Linked DNA regions of Homo sapiens: region 1 is linked to region 2. A link is an interaction called in ENCODE POLR2A ChIA-PET data of the cell type or tissue named here. Cell type or tissue: Caco-2. All regions are shown on one strand. Links, peaks and the distances in the headings refer to the core of each region. The heading gives the core; the rest is flanking DNA. Region 1 overlaps ACTR3 (actin related protein 3). Region 2 has its middle 13 kb from the start of SLC35F5.

Region 1 (8,969 bases), core at 2,315-4,814, 180 kb after region 2:
AGAGGATGTATACACACAATTTTAAAGGTCAAATAACACTGACAGACTTAAAATTAGCAGCTCTTCACCCTCCTGCTGCCATTGTGTTCTATAGAGCATCCACTAGCTTTTAGTTATTGCTCTTGGTAGTAACCCCCAGATTTCTAAATACTGTGATGGTATTGCAGGAACATGGATGGAGCTGTTTCTTGATATGTCACTGTTAGTGGTTTAAATGCTAGCCTCCTTTCAGATTAGTTCTTTCTAGACTCTCTTTTCTTCCAGCCTGCCAACATGTTAGGTTATTGTTATTAGGTAAATCAATAGTATTGTAATATTTATAGTATTATACCTGAGACTGTTGTTCACTTTTGAGGCAAGTAGTGTAATGTGATTCTTTTCCCTTAAAATTCAGCTTTTCCTACACTTTCACCTTGTTTATTCATTTGCTTCATTTTCTTTTTTTTTAACTTTAAGTTCAGGGGTACATGTACAGGTTTTTATATAGGTAAACTTTTGTCATGGAGGTTGTACAGATTGTTTTGTCCCCAGGTATTATTAAGTCTAGTATCCGTTAGCTATGTTTCCTGATCCTCTCCCTCTTCCCACTCTCCACCCTCCGATAGGCCCCAGTGTCTGTTGTTTCCCTCCGTATGTACATGTTTACTTATCATTTAGCTTCCACTTAAAAGTGAGAACATGCAGTAATTGGTTTTCTGTTCTTGCACTGGTTTGCTGAGGATAATGGCCCCCAGCTCCATGCATGTTCCTGCAAAGAACATGACCTCATTCTTTTTTATAGCTGCATAGTATTCCATGGTGTATATGTACCACATTTTCTTTATCCAGTCTACCATTGATGGGCATTTAGGTTGATTCCATGTCTTTATTTTTGTGAAGTGCTGCAGTGAACATACATATGCATGTGCCTTTATGATAGAACAATTTATACTCCTTTGGGTATGTGGGATTGCTGGGTTGAATATTTATGTTTTAGGTTCTTGAGGAATTGCCACACTGTTTTCCACAATGGTTGAACTAATTTACACCTAATATACACCAAGAGAGTATAAGCGTTTCTTTTTCTTTCCAGCTTTGCCAGCACCTTTTTTTTTCTTTTTAAATTGTATTTATTTTTTAAAAATATTTTCTCTTTCCTTCATTTTTTAGGAGGGATGGTGTGAGAATATTTTTTGAGTTTTTAATAATAGCCATTCTGACTGGTATGAGATGGTATCTCATTGTGGGTTTGATTTACATTTCTCTAATGATCAGTGACGTTGAGCTTTTTTTCTTAAGATTTTTGGCCACATATATGTCTTCTTTTGAAAATTGTTCATGTCCTTTGCCCACTTTTTAATGGAGTTGTTTTTTCCTTGTATATTTATTTAAGTTCCTTATAGATGCTGGATATTAGACCTTTGTCAGATGTGTAATTTGCAAAGATTTTCTCCCATTCTGTAGGTTGTCTGTTTACTCTGCTGATAGTTTCTTTTGCTGTGCAGAAGCTCTTTAATTAGATCCCATTTGTCATTTTTTGCTTTTGCCATCTTCATCATGGAATCTTTGCCCATACCCGTGTCCAGAATGGTATAATTTGCTTCATTTTGTTTGTACAGTCATTTATTCATTCATTTATTTATTGGGGTTTGAATTAACTTTCTTGTTATACACGGTCTGGAAGGGAACCGAGGAGGGTGGGTCTCATTCTATATAGAGGATTTTAACAGTTTCTTTTCCAAACAGGATTGAAATATTGTATTCATTGTTTTTTTGCCCCCTGATTCATCCTTGGTCATTTACCTTTCCTTTTAATTCTCTTGCTGTCATTTTAGCGGAGAGTCAAGAGACGGGAGAGATAACCACATGTAGCTGGAAGTTAGGACAGATTTTTGTATGGGCCATTTATATGTGAGTAGATTAATAGAAGTGTGTCAGACCTCATTTCATTTAAGGCACATCAATTAACTTGAAATTGAAATCTTAGAGAAGAATATTAAAGCTCCAAGTTGGGGACAGGAATTAGAAAATTGCAGAAGATCCTGAGCAAATGTCCTGCATGAATAGGATCATGACCACACGATGGATAATAGCATGGGATATAGGAGATGAGCATTTGAATGGAATATGCTTGACAAATGAGCTTAGCTGATGCCTTGGCTTTCTTAAAAACCTTGAAGTAGGCTGGTTGTGGTGGCTCACACCTGTAATCCCAGCACTTTGGGAAGCCAAGGTGGGCGAATCACTCAAGCCCAGGAGTTTAAGACCAGCTTGGGCAACATGGGAAGAGCCCGTCTCTACCAAAAAAATACAAAAAATTAGCCAGGCATGTGGCGTGTGCCTGTAGTTCCAGCTACTTGGGAGGCTGAGGTGAGAGTATTGCTTGAGCCCAGGAGGTCCAGGCTGCAACGAGCTGGCATTGCACCATTGTACTCCAGTGTGAGCAACAGAGCAAGACCCTGTCTCATAAATAAATAACCCAAAGCTTTAGATATGTAAATAAAATGTGTTTCATATTGCTTAGGAAAGGTATAGTTGGCTGGATGAAAATGTGTCTTGCTGCTAATGTTTCATATATCATTTTTTCTATTAATTTGAATAACCTTTATTGTTTCATACACCAATTTTTCTTTATTTTTTAACTTTAAAACATTTTCTGTTGTCTATAGCTTTATGTTCCTTATAAGTAATTTCTTCTATGAGAAACCTGTTTCTCTTTTTAAAAAACCTGTTTTGTTTTCTTTTTTTTAAAGGCTGTTTTTAAAAATCAGTTATATATATGCACATGGTTTAAAAGTCTTGGTCTGCGTATCCTAACAAAAACTAGGGGTGCCCTGCATGTTTCTTTCTCTTGTTTTGTATTTCTAGAGGTAACCACTTCAAACTCTTCTTAGTTGCTTCTTTTGCTGATTACCTCCTTAGCTATGAATTGCTTGGTTATATTGCAACTTCAAATTTTTTTTCAGTGTTAGGCTTTTCTTGTTTTCTTTTGGAAACAGGGTCTTGCTCTGTCACCCAGTGCAGTGGCTGAGTCATGGCTCGCTGCAGTCTCCCCAGGCTCAGGTGATCCTCTCACCTCAGACTCCCAAGTAGCTGGGACTACAGGTATGTGCCACCACTTCCAGCTAATTTTTGTATTTTTCGTAGAAACAGGGTTTTGCCATGTTGCCCAGGCTGGTCTTGAACTCCTGGGCTCGAGCAATTCACCCATCTTGCCCTCCCAAAGCGCTGGGATTATAGGAATGAGCCACTGTGCCCAGCCCTGTGTTAGGCGTTGTCTGTCGAATTCCAACTATGGAAGAGGAAGATTGTCTTTTTTATCCTTCTTCTGTCATCACAGACAGGACCTTTCTATTCCCTTTTCATCTCATTTGTTACATTATAATTTCAAGTAGGTTGAAATTCAGTGCTTATGTTTTTGTGACCACAAATTTTGTTCATATCTGAGCCATGTAGTTAACCATGAAATCTTTTCCCTTCCTATAAGTAACTTTGTTTTCCAAGAAGTCATTAATAAACTGTTTGCTTAGTGCTAAAATAATTACCATTCATTCACCTCCAAACTCTCTTCAGTAGTTATATAAATCTCTTCTCAGGATATTCAGATGTATAGGGTTTATTCATCAGTTTAATTTTCTGAAGTGTCTTTTACATCCCAATCTGAACTTGCTTCTGTCGGTTCCCAGTATAGAGTTGCCATATTCCTTTACTATCATTCTAGGGATTCCCTTTCCCTCTCTCTTGTGTTGGATCTCTTTTTCGTATATCCTATGTCTTTTTCACTCCATTTACATGATCTAAATGAAAAGATTTTGTATTAGTATGTGTCACTTTGATAACATTAAATCTCTTTTCATTGTATGCGCAGCCTGTAAATAATTTAGAACTAATCTTAAAAACTGGAAAAAGGCAGGGCGTGGTGGCTCACACCTATAATCCCAGCACTTTGGGAGGCTGAGGCAGGCGGATCACCTGAGGTCAGGAGTTCGAGATCAGCCTGGCCAACATGGTGAAACCCCGTCTCTACTAAAAACACAAAAATTAGCCGGGCGTGGTGGCGGACGCTTGTAATCCCAGCTACTCGGGAGGCTGAGGTAGGAGAATTGCTTGAACCCAGGAGGCAGAGGTTGCAGTGAGCCAAGATTGCGCCACTGCACTCCAGCCTGGGTGTCAGATCGAGACTCGGTCTCAAAAAAAAAAAAAAAAGAAAAAAAAAAAGAAAAAATTGACACATGCCTAATAATTATCAATACAGTTATAGACTCAGTTTAATAAATAAAGGAATAATGTCTCTCAACTAGGACAACCTAATGATAAAAATGAATGGCTGAGGAGATATACAATACTTGTTTGTTTTTCACTAATTAGAGCTAGATTTTGATTATTTATTTAGAGACAGAGTCTCTCTCTGTCACCCAGGCTGGAGTGCAGTGGTGTGATCATAACTCAGTGTAACCTCGAATTCCTAGGGTCAAGCAATCCTTTTTCCTCAGCCCTCTCAAGTAGCTGGAACTACAGGTGTGTGCCACCATGCCTAGCTAGTTTTTAAATTTTTTGTAGAGACAGGGTCTCGCTATGTTGCCCAGGCTGGTGTCAAACTCTGGGTCTCAAGCAATGGTCCTGCCTTGGCCTCCCAAAGCACTGGGATTATAGGTGTGAGTCACCATGCCCAGCTTCAAGTTGTTTTTTGTTTTTGTTTAAGTTAGTTTTTTAAAAAGTATGTTTTTCTTGAGTGCCAGCTGTTTGGAAATAGTAAGTTTATTTTGACTATGGTATATCATCGTTTGAATATATAGCTGATGTTTGTTATTCAAAGTAGATGTGCCAAAAAGTTCTTGAGAGCGCTGAATTAGTGAACACTGAGCTAGCTATTGCTCCTAGGGGAAATACAGTATTAGGTTTCTTTGAGCCTCTGGTAACATTTTTGTTATCCCATTAACATATACCCTTGTTTCATGTGTGTTTCTTTTTAAAGGCACTGCATTTAGTATATCATTTTAGTATATTCATTTATATTCAATAGCACTAGAACACATGTCTGAACAAAGCTATCTAACTTGCTTTTTCTCTGTAAGACACATCACAGCCTCCTTGTGTTTACTAGCCAGCACTTGAGCAGTATGCTTGGGGGCCATTTTAAATAATGAAATCACTAACAAAAATATGAAAACCGTGCCACTAAATAGAACTGTGAAAAGGACACTTGTTTATAGTATGAGAGCTGAAACTAGATAGCAGAGTATCATCTTGTTCAACCTCAATGGGGAATGTGCACATCAGTGGACTCAAATTTTTGTTGCTCTACACGTGCATGTCCATGAATAACCATATTTTGATTTGGGGAGTAACAAATATGTTTTAGCGATTAGGTAAATTCACAAATATGGAATCATGAATAATGAGATTAGACTACATTTATTTATTTCATCCCCTATTGATGGACTTAACGGGTTTTTCCTCTTAGAAACAAGGCTATAGTAAATATGCATATGTAATAGCATACATGTTTGGGGAGTTTCTTCAGAGTTTGTTGTAAGAAGTGGAGTTACTGGTATGTGCATTTAAAATTTTATTAGCTATTTGTATTAGTCCGTTTTCATACTGCTAATAAAGACATACCTGAGACTGGGCAATTTATAAAAGAAAGAGGTTTAATTGGACTTATGGTTCCACGTGGCTGGGGAAGCCTCACAATCATGGCAGAAGGCAAGGAGGAGCAAGTCCTGTCTTACATGATGGCAGCAGGCAAAGAGAGAATGAGGAAGACGCAAAAGCAGAAATCCCTGATAAAACCATCAGACCTTGTGCAACTTATTCACTCCATGAGAACAGTATGGGGGAAACCACCCTCATGATTCAATTCTCTCTCACCAGGTCCCTCCCACAACACGTGGAAATTATGGGAGTACAATTCAAGATGAGATTTGGGTGGGGACACAGAGCCAGACCATGTCACTATGTTACTATTGCCAAATTATTCTCCATAGTGGTTACATCAGTGTATACTCTCACAGCGTTATATGAAAGTTTCCATTTACCCAGATTTTTGCCAGCTCATAGTATATGTATGACTTTACATGTTTGCTATTCTGATAGTTATAAAATGGTATATATCATCATAATTTTGAGTTTTCTCTGATTTCAGTGTCTTCAATCTGAATCTGTTAGAGACCAGTATTAGTGGTTTCTAAAAGGCCTTTTGTTTTTGAACTGAAAACTTTGTTTAACCTTTTATTGTGATATTTGTCAGTAGTGATATGATCTCTATTATATATCCAACTTATTTTTCAGTTTGCTAATCCAGACTTTACACAACCTATCTCAGAAGTTGTAGATGAAGTAATTCAGAATTGTCCTATTGATGTCAGACGTCCTCTCTACAAGGTATTTATAGCAAAATTGTTATTCAAGGTCTTACTTTAAAAAAACTTAAACACCTCTCATAAAAAGGATATAATAGCATTTCAGTACTATATATTATATCTTTAAACTTTTCTCTTTTTAAATATTATATTTATTTTCTCTCCACTAGAATATTGTCCTCTCTGGAGGTTCAACCATGTTCAGGGACTTTGGACGTCGCTTGCAAAGAGATTTGAAAAGAACTGTAGATGCCCGGCTGAAATTAAGTGAGGAATTGAGTGGTGGTAGATTGAAGGTTGGTTTTCCCAATTATTGGTGAGAAGGTTGAGGGTGCCTTCCTTGATTAGGATGAGAAATATTTGCCAGCATTCACTCTGATTTAGAAAAATAAGAGGAACCTGTCAGGTATTCTAATGGAAATGGTTAATGTTATAGATTTATGTCTGTGATATTCTGGATCATTTGATTCTTCTAGGATATTGTCTGTATTTCTGGAAAATAATTCTTAGTAATACCTGTGGAAAGACTTTTTTTTTAAATACCTCTCTCATAGATAATTAATATAGTAGATTTCTTTGCATACACCAACAATCAAATTAATTATGGATCCACAAAATGTTTTATACTATAGAAGGACAGCAAAGCTGAGTTGAGATTGATGCCATTGTTGAGTAGTCAAGCCTGCTCTCAAAAACTGACTTTAGCTCCCACATAGCAACCTCAAAGTGTGCAGTCAAATCGGTGGTTTAATAAAGTAACCTTTGTATTACATGTCCTGGACCTTTAGGCTTGAGGTTAAAAAAAATCAAAATTAATTTAAAATTCTTAGATGTCTACTTTCTATATTTAGAGATAGATTCTTCATTTTTTTCATCCTTGTTAAATATTGAAGCAGAACGTTGATTTAGAGGAATGATATGGCTTTTTTCAAAGCTGTTTGAAAAAAGGTATTTCATGTGAATAAAATACCTTCTGCTTGGAAGATTACCAAGAATGAGGACTTTATCTGAGACTTCCATAATCATTCAGAATTACTTAAAAGTAAAGCACAGCACTCTAGGGTTTGCTGATTGTTGAGAAATTGCATGATGGCTGACTGTTGTCAGTGCCTATATTTTGATTATCTTGAGTAAACCTATCCCTAGGAATGCAGTAAAAAGTATATGTTTTGGGTGGAAGGCAAAATATTGAACTCTGTCCCTATAATGTCATGACTTCACACTTCAGGAAGTCTACTCAATAGACTTTTAAAATGTTGTGTTTGCTTTTGCATCCCCTTCCCAACCAACCAAACCACCAGCCCACCCCCATTCATCCATTCATTTGCCCATCCGTCTACTCCCCTTACCCACATATCTATCTACCCTACCTCCTACCTAAAAAAGAAGTCATTGGGTTTTGCAAGTATAAATTCTCTGTACTGAGAATCCTACTAACCACATTGATTATGTGAATGAACATAGTGCATGTTCTGGTTTTTTTGTTAGAATACTTAAAAGATTGAAGTTGATTGTCCTAATGGTATGGTTATGGATGTATTAAAGTAGCTGTTTAGTTTTTAATAACTCATTACAGATATATAAGTACAAAACAATGCTGTATGTTTCTGAGTATAGTATTTTAAAAAAGTGAGATTGTTTAACATTTTTAAGCTCTTTTTACACTTGTAAATAAGAAATAAATTTACCCAGTGATCAGTACCGTATCGACATATTGAAAGAAACAGATTGGGTGTCCCTTTTTTGAATTGCTTCATACCAGAAGTGTTGCAGGTTTTGAGTTTTTCTGGATTTTGGAGTATTTGCATTATATACTGGTTCAACATCCTTAATCCAAAAATCTGAAATTCTGAGCATTTCCTTTGAACATCATGTTGGTGCTCAAAAAGTTTTTGGATCTTGGAGCATTTTGGATTTTCAGACTTGGGATGCTCATCATGTATAGGAAAAACCTTGTGTTTTGGAGGACTCTGCCTTCTTCACCTTAGTTTTACTTGCTAGTAACTTTTATAGATCTTAATAGCATGCCTTTATCTATCTATCTCTGGCTTTATTTTCCTTCAGTCTGTAATTTTTAATGGCAACCAAACAGTTTTGAAAAAAGCCATATCATTCTGTTTCTATAAATAGGTGTGTGTACACACACACACACACTAAATTGTAGATATGATGGTTCATTATCCCCAAACATTTTAGTATATTTCTAAAATCAAGAACATATTACAATTATCAAAATCATGAAATTAACCTTGATCCAGTGTTATCTAGTTATAGAACTGATTCTAATTTTACCGGTTGTTTCACTAATGTCCCTTATAACAAAAGGAAAACAAAATACCTTCTTCCCCCTTATCCAGGATCCAATCAAGGATTGCATGTTTCATTTACTTATTGTGTTGCTTCAGTCTGTTACATACTCAATGTTTTTTGTCTTTCATGAATGAATGTGACATTTTTGAAGAGTACAGCCATTTATTTTGTAGCATATCCTTCAGCTTGGGTTTGTTTAATATTTCTGCTTGAGTAGGTTCAGATTATGTACTTTTGGCAGTGATGCCACAGAATTGATATTGTATCATTTTTAGTGCATTGTATCAGTAGACACATGATAGAATTTGTCCTGTGTGT
Region 2 (8,969 bases), core at 3,309-5,808:
CTCAAGTTCAAAGTTTCACAGATCTCTAGGGCAGGGGCACAATACTTCCAATCTCTTTGCTAGTGCATAACAAAAGCGATCTTTGCTCCAGTTCCTGGTAAGTTCCTCTTCTCCATCTGAGACCGCCTCAGCCTGGACTTCATCGTCCATATCACGCTCAGCATTTTGGTCACAAGAATTTAACAACTTTTTAGGAAGTTCCAAACTTTTTCTCATCTTCCTGTCTTCCTCTGTGCCCTCCAAACTGTTTCAACCTCTGTCCATGACCCAGTTCCAAACTCTGCCCCTTACCCAGTTTGAAAGTCACTTCCACATTTTTAGGTATCTTTATAGCAATGCCTCACTCCTCAGTACCAATTTTCTGTATTAGTCCATTCTCGCATTGCTATAAAGAATGACCTGAGACTGGGTAATTTATAAAGAAAAAAAATGTTACATTGACTCACAGTTCCACAGGCTGTACAGGTTAACATGGCTGGGGAGGCTTCAGGAAACTTTCAATCATGGTGGAAGGCAAAGGAAAAGCAGGCATGTCTTATATCACTGGAGTAGGAGGGAGAACTTCTAGAAGGTACTACACACTTTTAAACAACCAGATCTTGTGACAACTCACTCACTATTGTGAGAAGACCAAGGGGGAAATTGTCCCTATGATCCAGTCACCCCCCACCAGGCCCCTGTCCAACTGAAGATCACAATTTGACAAGAGATTTGGGTGGAGACACAAATCCGAACAATATCGTTTGACTTCTACTCTGCTCCTGATATCAGATACCACTCACCCAGTACAACATTGGCTCTTTCTCGTAATTTGCACTGAGGGAAACCAAAATATTTCACCCCAAAACAGAATTCTTTAACATATTTCAAGATGGCTATTCAGAAGGGCTGGAAATACGAGAACAGTTGAAAAGCTGTCTTTTTGTTGGGGAGAGTTGCATCTGTAGAGAAAATCTGCATTGATATAGCCAGGCTTTCTCAGAGGCCCTCTCTTGTCCAAATCTAAGGAAGAGTAACTGAGAATCTGATACCTCTAAAGATCTGCAAGAAATATTTACCATCTATTCTCTCTGAGGGCTGCTATCTGTGAGATTTCCTCTACATAACAAGACTATCTTTTCTAGCCAGTCCTCTTCTTCCCCAACTATAACCTATTTTGCCACCAAAACCTCTTTTGCCACAATCAAACCCTCCATTCTTTCTGTAAACTTAAGAGGTTCTATAAGCTTTTGTGCCCCATTTTCTGCTTGGGGTAATCACTCTGTGATTCTTTACATTACCATGCTGTAGTCTGCTGGCATGGGCCACTCAAATGGCAGGCAGCTTGGTACATGTTAATACATTTGTATGCCATTTCACCTATTAACCTGTCTTTCGTGAGTTGATTTTTCAGTGAACCTTCAGAGGGTAAAGGGGAAGTTTTGCACCAGCACTTAAACGCCTATCTGCTTCTTGTCACTAAGTGAACAACTCAGCCTGAGCCTCATACTCCCTGGGACCCTTCCCCAACCCCTGTGACCAGTGAACATCCCAGATTGCCTTAAGCCCCAAGGAAAAAGATTTGGAAAAAAAAAAGACTGAGGCCGTGATATGTGTAACATGTTATTAGATATGACTTTTCTTTTCTTCTGCTTTGAACAGAGTCCCTCAAAGTGTAGTGGCAGGACCAGCCCAAACTAGGTCTACTCTGTTGATAATAAAATGTTGAGTTACCTTATAGGTATAACAGAGCCAAAAACTGAAGGTCATGTTGCCTGGGCATGCACAGTAGAAAAAGCTTTGACCTTAACGATACCTGGAACCAACGATTTCTCTCCTCAGACCATCAAGACTGGGACATGACCTGAACCTGAATGCCATAATTTGGTAAATGGTCAAATTTGAAGCCTTCCAATCAGACCCTGCCAAGCCAACATTTCCAAATCCCTTTGCCTTGCTCTCTGAGCCCATAAACTTGCCCCAAACTCCAAATCAGGGAGATGGATTTGAACTTGGCTCTTATCTCCTTACTGGCCAGTTTGTAATAAAGCCTTTCTTTTCTCAAAAGCCGGTGCCATGGTTATTGGCTTCCATGTGCATCAGGCAGCAAGCCTGTTTGCTTAATAATGAAAGCACAGAACAAAAAATAGTTAGCAAATATAGTCATAGTGTAACGTGAGGTATTAGACTATCTATGTGGGACTTATAAAAAGTGTGTCTCAGCCAGCTTTACCATCAGCACAGCACGCATATCCAGCCTGTATATGTAGACTAAGCACCCATAAGAGGAGTTGAAGAGATGGGTAAGTATGAATTTATCTGAAGAGTTATCACATGATCTGAATATCACTATCAGTATCCCCACAGGGATTTGGGTGGTATGCTTCTTCCCTTCTCAAGCCAAGCAAAGCAGGAGGTGGGCACTTTGAGAGAGCATACAAAGACCTTGGCATATATTCTCTCAAGTTTAAGGGACACTGGTGCCCCAGTCTTGGGGTGAGGCTACAGCTAGAGGCTACAGGAGGCTTGCTACACTGACAGCAGGATAAGGAAATGGAACTTGGATGGGAACGGCCTGTACTTCCAGGCAGGGCAAATGAAGATGAATTTCTCATGGGCCAGAAGTGGATCTTAGAGGAAAGAGCCATAATGGGTTTCTTATGACATGAGGGATTCTGTCCACTAGGGCTGCCTAGAGGGATGCAGTACCCCTAACAGAGAATGACTCAATGGCCAGGTAAACCAGACAGGATCCATGTCCAGTGAACTCCAGGAAACATATTTCTCAGCAGAAACATCCTGTGAAAACAGAGATCTGTATTTGGAATATACCATATTTCCCAGCACGAGCATTCCATGAGAACATAAATTTGCATTTGGTATTCCAGTAAAGATTTCACAACCAGATCTCTAGGAAAACAGCCCATATATGAAGTGTTTCTGATGCCTGCGTTATGATTCCACGGTTCTTGACTCCCACCAAGGCCAACTTCAAGTTACTAATGTGATGTCACTGAACATGGAGTTGAGAAAAGATGCACAACAGAACATCATTATATGGAGTATTTCCACTCTGCATCTACAATTAGATATAAGTAAACTCAAGATAAGAGCATAGGTAATCATAAATGTGTTAAATTATTGGAGGTAATGAGTATTTATTATTAATGAGTAGAATACATTTATTTAATTATAAGTTTATATGTAATTTCATTGTTTTTTGTTTTTGTTGTTTTGGTTTCCTTTTTTTTTTTTTTTTTTTTGAGACAGGATCTCACTCTGTCACCCAGGCTGGAGTGCACAGTCTCAGCTCACTGCAACCTCTGTCCCCCGGGCACAAGAAATCCTCCCACCTTAGCCTCCCGAGTAGCTGGGACTACAGGCATGTACCACCACACCTGGCTAATTTTCGTATTAATATTTTTTGTAGAGACAGGGTTTGGCCATATTGCCCATGCTGGTCTCAAACTCCTGGGTGCAAGTGATCCACCCGCCTCACAAAGTGCTGGGATTAAAGGACTGAGCCACCATGCCTGTCCTTGTCATTTAATTATAATGATGGCTGGATTTAACCTCCTTGCAAAAATCCCTGATTTAACTAATTTAACTGTCAGCTCCTATGAGTCAGTGCAGGCCAATTCCCACATACCACTGTTCCATTTCCAGAAGGCACAAAAGCCAGATTACAGCCAAAGCAGTCAATTAAGGCCTTTCCTGATTCTTACCTGGCCTCCTTTCTCTACTCTGACTCCTACCCATGGAGGCATCAGAGATAGCCTTGTGAGTGGGGGAAAAGTAATAGAGCAAGATGTGAAATAAAGAGGTGAGCCAAGTTTTCTTCCCAACTGCAGGCTTTTAGGCCTGAAATAGGCCTTGGCTGGCAGAGGAGTGTAGTTTAATTGAATAAGAGTTAGAAGTTATAACTTTTAGACTAAAATGGACTTTCTAATATCTAAGCGTATTCAGAAAAGTTAAGCAAGTTCCTACTGTTTCATCCTGGGACAGCAAAGAACAAATAGAGCAAACAAGTTTATAGGAGAAAAGGTAATAAAGAATAACATTTTCTGTTTGTGCCCTACAAAGTCCAGCTCATTCAAGAAACAAATATACTAGTTATATATTTCTGTGTAACAAACCACTCTGAAAGTTAACAGCTTAAAAAATTATTTTAAAATGTATGTGGGCCAGGAATTCAGGGTGTAGCTCAGTGGTTCTGGCCCAGTCTCTTTATGAGGTTTCAGTCAAGATGTTGCCTGGGCTGCTGTCATCTGAAGGCTTGGCTGAGGCTGGAGGATCTGATTCTAAGATGCCTTCCTTACATGGCTGTCAGCAGAAGCCCTCAGTTCCTTTTTTTTTTTTTTTGAGACAAGGTCTCACTCAGTTGCCGAAGCCGGAATGCAGTGGTGCAATCATAGCTCACTGCAACCTTGAGCTCCTGGATTAAAGTGATCCTCCCACCTCAGCTTTCCAAGCAGTTGGGACTACAGGCACACACTGCCATGCCTGGCTAAGTTGGTTTTGTTTGTGGGTGTGTGTGTGTGTGTATGTTTGTGTTAGAGATGGGAGTCCCGCTATGTTGCCCAGGCTGGTTTCAAACTCCTGGCCTCAAGCTATCCTCCCAACTCATCCCCCCAAAGCACTGGGATTACAGGCATGAAGAACTGTGCCCGGCCCTTACCCAGGCTTTTTGAGTAGCTCCATCACTTGGTGGTTTGCTGGCTTTCCCCAGAGCAAGAAGTATCAGAAGGAGAGCAAGAAAGAAGCCTCAAAAGTCACACCATCATATTCTATTAATTAGAAGAAAGTCACTGAGAATGGCGCATATACAACAGGAGAAAAATGAGGCTCCACTTTTTGTAGCAAACAGCGTCAAGTTTCTGGACTTTTTTTTTTTTTTTTTTTTTTTTTTTTTGAGACTGAGTCTCGCTCTGTTGCCCAGGCTGGAGTGCAGTGGCACGATCTTGGCTCACTGCAACCTCCACCTCCCGGGTTCAAGCAATTCTCCTTCCTCAGCCTCCTTGGTAGCTGGGATTACAGGTACGTGCCTCCATGCCCGGCTACTTTTTGTATTTTTTTAGTAGAGACGGAGTTTCACAATGTTGGTCAGGCTGGTCTTGAACTCCTGACCTCGTGATCCACCCACCTAAGCCTCCCAAAGTGCTGGAATTACAGGCGTGACTTTCTGGACATTTTAAAACAATCTGCCTTAGTCTGTTTGTGTTGCTATAAAGGAATACCTGAGGCTGGGTAATTTATAAAGAAAACAGGTGGGCCAGGCATGGTGGCTCACACCTGTAATTCCAACATTTTGGGAGGTCAAGGTGGGCAGATCACTTGAGCTCAGAAGTTCAAGACCAGCCTGGGCAACATGGTGAAACCCTGTCTCTACAAAAAATACAAAATTAGCAAAGCATGGTGGTACATATGTGTAGTCCCAGCTACATAGGAGGCTGAGGTAGGAGGATCACCTGAAGCCCAGGGGCACAGATTGCAGTAAGCCAAGATCGCACCACTGCCCTCCAGCCTGGATGAAAGAGTGAGACCCTGTCTCAAAGAAAAAAAAAAAAAAAAAAAAAGGTTTATTTGGATCACAGTTCTACAGGCTGTACAAGAAGCATGGCATGGTACCAGTATCTGCAACTGGTGAGGGCTTCAGGGAGCTTCTACTCATGGCAGAAGGCAAAGGGGAGCCAGTATATTACAAGGAGAGAGAGGATGAGAGAGAGAGGAGGCAAACCTCTTTTTAACAAGCAGTTCTTACGGCACCAAGCAGGTCATAGGGATCTGCCCCCATGATCCAGTCACCTCCCACCAGGCCCCGCCCCCTGCATTGGAGATCAAATTTCAACATGGGATCTGAAGCAGAAAATATCCAAACTATCACCACCACAACCAAAAAAACATGCCCGAATAAATAAATAGACATTTATTAGTTATAGTCAAATTATCTCAAGTCAAGATGTAGCCATTTATGAATTTACTGAAGACTTAATTGTGAACCTTTCTATCTCTGTGTAGCTGGGGCTCTAGCTTGAGTCTAATAATTCAATGGTATTGGCTGGTAAACTGACACCTGTGGCAAAGGAAGACTGAGATTTTGCTGGAAAACGACTCATCCTAAGAAAGAACTAGGAAGCAATAGTGACCTATAAGAAAGCCTTGGTCCTTAGAAAAAAGGAGAAATTCTATGTAAAACATTGCATTGGTCTCATTCCTTTCGTCTCAGGCTTACTGAAGACCAGTGGAGAGAGGAAAGTAAGAAAGAAAGAGCTGCTTCCTTTGAAAATTTCTTACAGAATTTTCTTTCTTACTTTCCTCTCTCCACTTGTCTTCCGTGAGCCTGAGACAAAAGGAATGAGACAAATACAATGTTTTACATGGAATTTCTCCTCTTTTCTAAGGACCAAGGCTTTAAGAATACAACCCAAATCACAAAATAAGAACCACACAACCTGGAACCACAAGGTACCATCGAGGTCACTGGTGGGAGTGCCCAGGTGGGCAATAACGATGCCAAGAGGTAGACTCTGTGGTCCCCCATAATACAGTGGCTTCATCCAGGAAGAGAAGGCCTTGGTACATGTACAAACTGTTCATAGCAGCATTATGCAAAATAGCCAAAAGGTGGAAACAGCCCAAGTGTACATTAGTGGACGAAAGGATAAACAAATTGTGGTACATAAATACAGTGGAGCATCATTCAGTCATACAAAGGAATGAAGTACGTCTATATGCTACCACATGGATGTACCTCAAAAACGTTATGCTAAGTTAAAGAAGTTAGACATGAAAGGTCACATTCTGTATGATCTATTTACATGAAACATCCCCAATAGGTAGCATAACTTGGTGATTTCCAGGGAATACGAGGAGGGAATTGGAAGAGGACAACTGCTTAATGGGTATGGGATTTCCTTTTAAAGTGATGAAATCTTTTGGAACTAGATAGAGGTATTGGTTGCACAATATTATGAATGTACTAAATGCCACTGAAGTGTTCACTTTCTTTTTTTTTTTTTTTCGAGACGGAGTCTTGCTCGTCGCCCAGGCTGGAGTGCAGTGGCACAGTCTCAGCTCACTGCAAGCTCCGCCTCCTGGGTTCACGCCATTCTCCTGCCTCAGCCTCCTGAGCAGCTGGGACTACAGGTGCCTGCCACCACGCCTGGCTAATTTTTTTTTTTTTTATATTTTTAGTAGAGACAGGGTTTCACCATGTTGGCCAGGTTGGTCTCCATCTCCTGACCTCGTGATCCTCCTGCCTCGGCCTCCCAAAGTGCTGGGATTACAGGCGTGAGCCACCGCGCCCGGCTGGTTGATATGTTATGCTAATTTAACCTCATAAAAATTTTAATAAAAATAAATTACTTTTTAAAAGAAGGCTTATATGCGAGAACATGTGAAGAGCATCTAGGGAATCCAGAAATAGTTGGAGGGAAAATAGGAGATCTGTGGAAGTCAGGCATTATGTGTGTGTGCAGGTGGGAGTGCAAACAGTGAAGCTAGAGCTACAGTTGCTACTATGAACTTGTACCCATTTGAAAGCCTGAGCAAATTCAGATTATAAGCAGAGGGCCCCTGAATAGTGCCCTTCCTATGAGCTGTCTGAGCTTTACAGTTCATTCACGAAAGCTCACTTTGTCTGGTACCCATTTGACTTTTGAGAGCCATTTGTCAGGTAGAGGCAGGGTTATGGTCTGAAGGCATGAAAAAGCCCCCACTCTCTTCTTTGATAAAATTAATTAGGTCATCAAAAGAGTCAACCTACTAATACTAGGAACCCTGAGAAAAAGGAGAATTTTATACTTGGTGACCCTGCAAACAACTGACCCCATTTCTTTTTCTTTTTCTTTTTTTTTTTTTTTTTTTTGAGACGGAGTCTCACTCTGTCACCCAGATTGGAGTGCAGTGGTGCGATCTCTGCAAGCTTCACCTCCCGGGTTCACGCCCTTCTCCTGCCTCAGCCTCCTGAGTAGCTGGGACTACAGGCGCCCACCACCACACTCGGCTAATTTTTTGTATTTTTAGTGGAGATGGGGTTTTACCATGTTTGCCAGGATGGTCTCGATCTCCTGACCTTGTGATCTGCCCACCTTGGCCTCCCAAAGTGCTGGGATGACAGGCGTGAGCCACTGCGCCCGGCCCAACTGACTCCATTTCTTAATAGCAGTTTTCCATGCAGCCTTCTGACCGTTTTAATTTGTCTAGTTTATTTCTGAAAGTGTTAGGTGGGTACAAGAAACAAACATCTCACCTCTCTACCTACTCTCAATCAAATGAGACAGTGCTTCCTAGGACGTGATTCTCTTGAAGAGGGCTTGCTTCTGTGGCCAAAATTACATCCCCTGAGAAATCCTAAGATGACTCTGGGACCTTTTGTTCAGGCAAATCTGCAAGGGCCTGGTTTTGCTCCTGAAGTTCACAAAAAGACATGGTAATAGCAAAGTTCATTCATGGACGTAATATTTTTAAGAAATATTTAGACTGAGCATGGTGGCTCACTCCTGTAATCCCAGCACTTTGGGAGGCCGAGGCAGGCAGATCGCTTGACGGCAGGAATTCAAGACCAGCCTGGCCAATATGGCGAAACCCCGTCTCTACTAAAAATACAAAAAAAAAAAAAAAATGAGCCGGGGGTCATGGTGGCACATGCCTGTAATCTCAGCTGCTCGGGAGGCTGCGGCAGGAGAATTGCTTGAACCCGGAGGCAGGGGTTGCAATGAGCTAAGATCCTGCCACCATATTCCAGCCCCAACAGCAAAGTGAGACTCTGCTCTGCCTCAAAAAAAAAAAATTAAAGTGCCTTCTTATGCACAGGACACTTTTAAGAAAGTGTTGCAATACAGGTTTGTGCAAACGTGTAGATAAATTATTTACTACCTTAAAAATTTTATACTATAAGCTTGTATCACTGTAATTCCTAGTAACTCTGAAGAGCAAAATTTTATAGAACTTAAAACATATTGTAGAACTCAAAACATATCATAAGTCTG

Evidence for each region. ChIA-PET counts read pairs that join two places held together with the same protein. Peaks named below come from ENCODE experiments on the same cell type or tissue, not always from the same donor. Only the 100,000 strongest peaks of a DNase experiment are listed, where the experiment ranks them.
Region 1: POLR2A ChIA-PET joins it to region 2 with 9 read pairs; 6 of 35 experiments call an interaction of 5 or more read pairs at or near these places.

The regions. Positions count from the first base shown.
Region 1 is chr2:113,945,209-113,954,177 of GRCh38, forward strand. It overlaps ACTR3 (actin related protein 3), which reads left to right. Exons shown (of 12, transcript NM_005721.5): 9 at 6,271-6,363; 10 at 6,512-6,637. Among named protein-coding and RNA genes, the nearest start is that of LINC01191, 30 kb to the right of the region's middle. In Caco-2, for the core only: no CTCF peak of the experiment used is centred there; no DNase peak of the experiment used is centred there.
Region 2 is chr2:113,765,352-113,774,320 of GRCh38, forward strand. No RefSeq gene overlaps it. Among named protein-coding and RNA genes, the nearest start is that of SLC35F5, 13 kb to the left of the region's middle. In Caco-2, for the core only: no CTCF peak of the experiment used is centred there; a DNase peak (open chromatin) is centred at 4,390.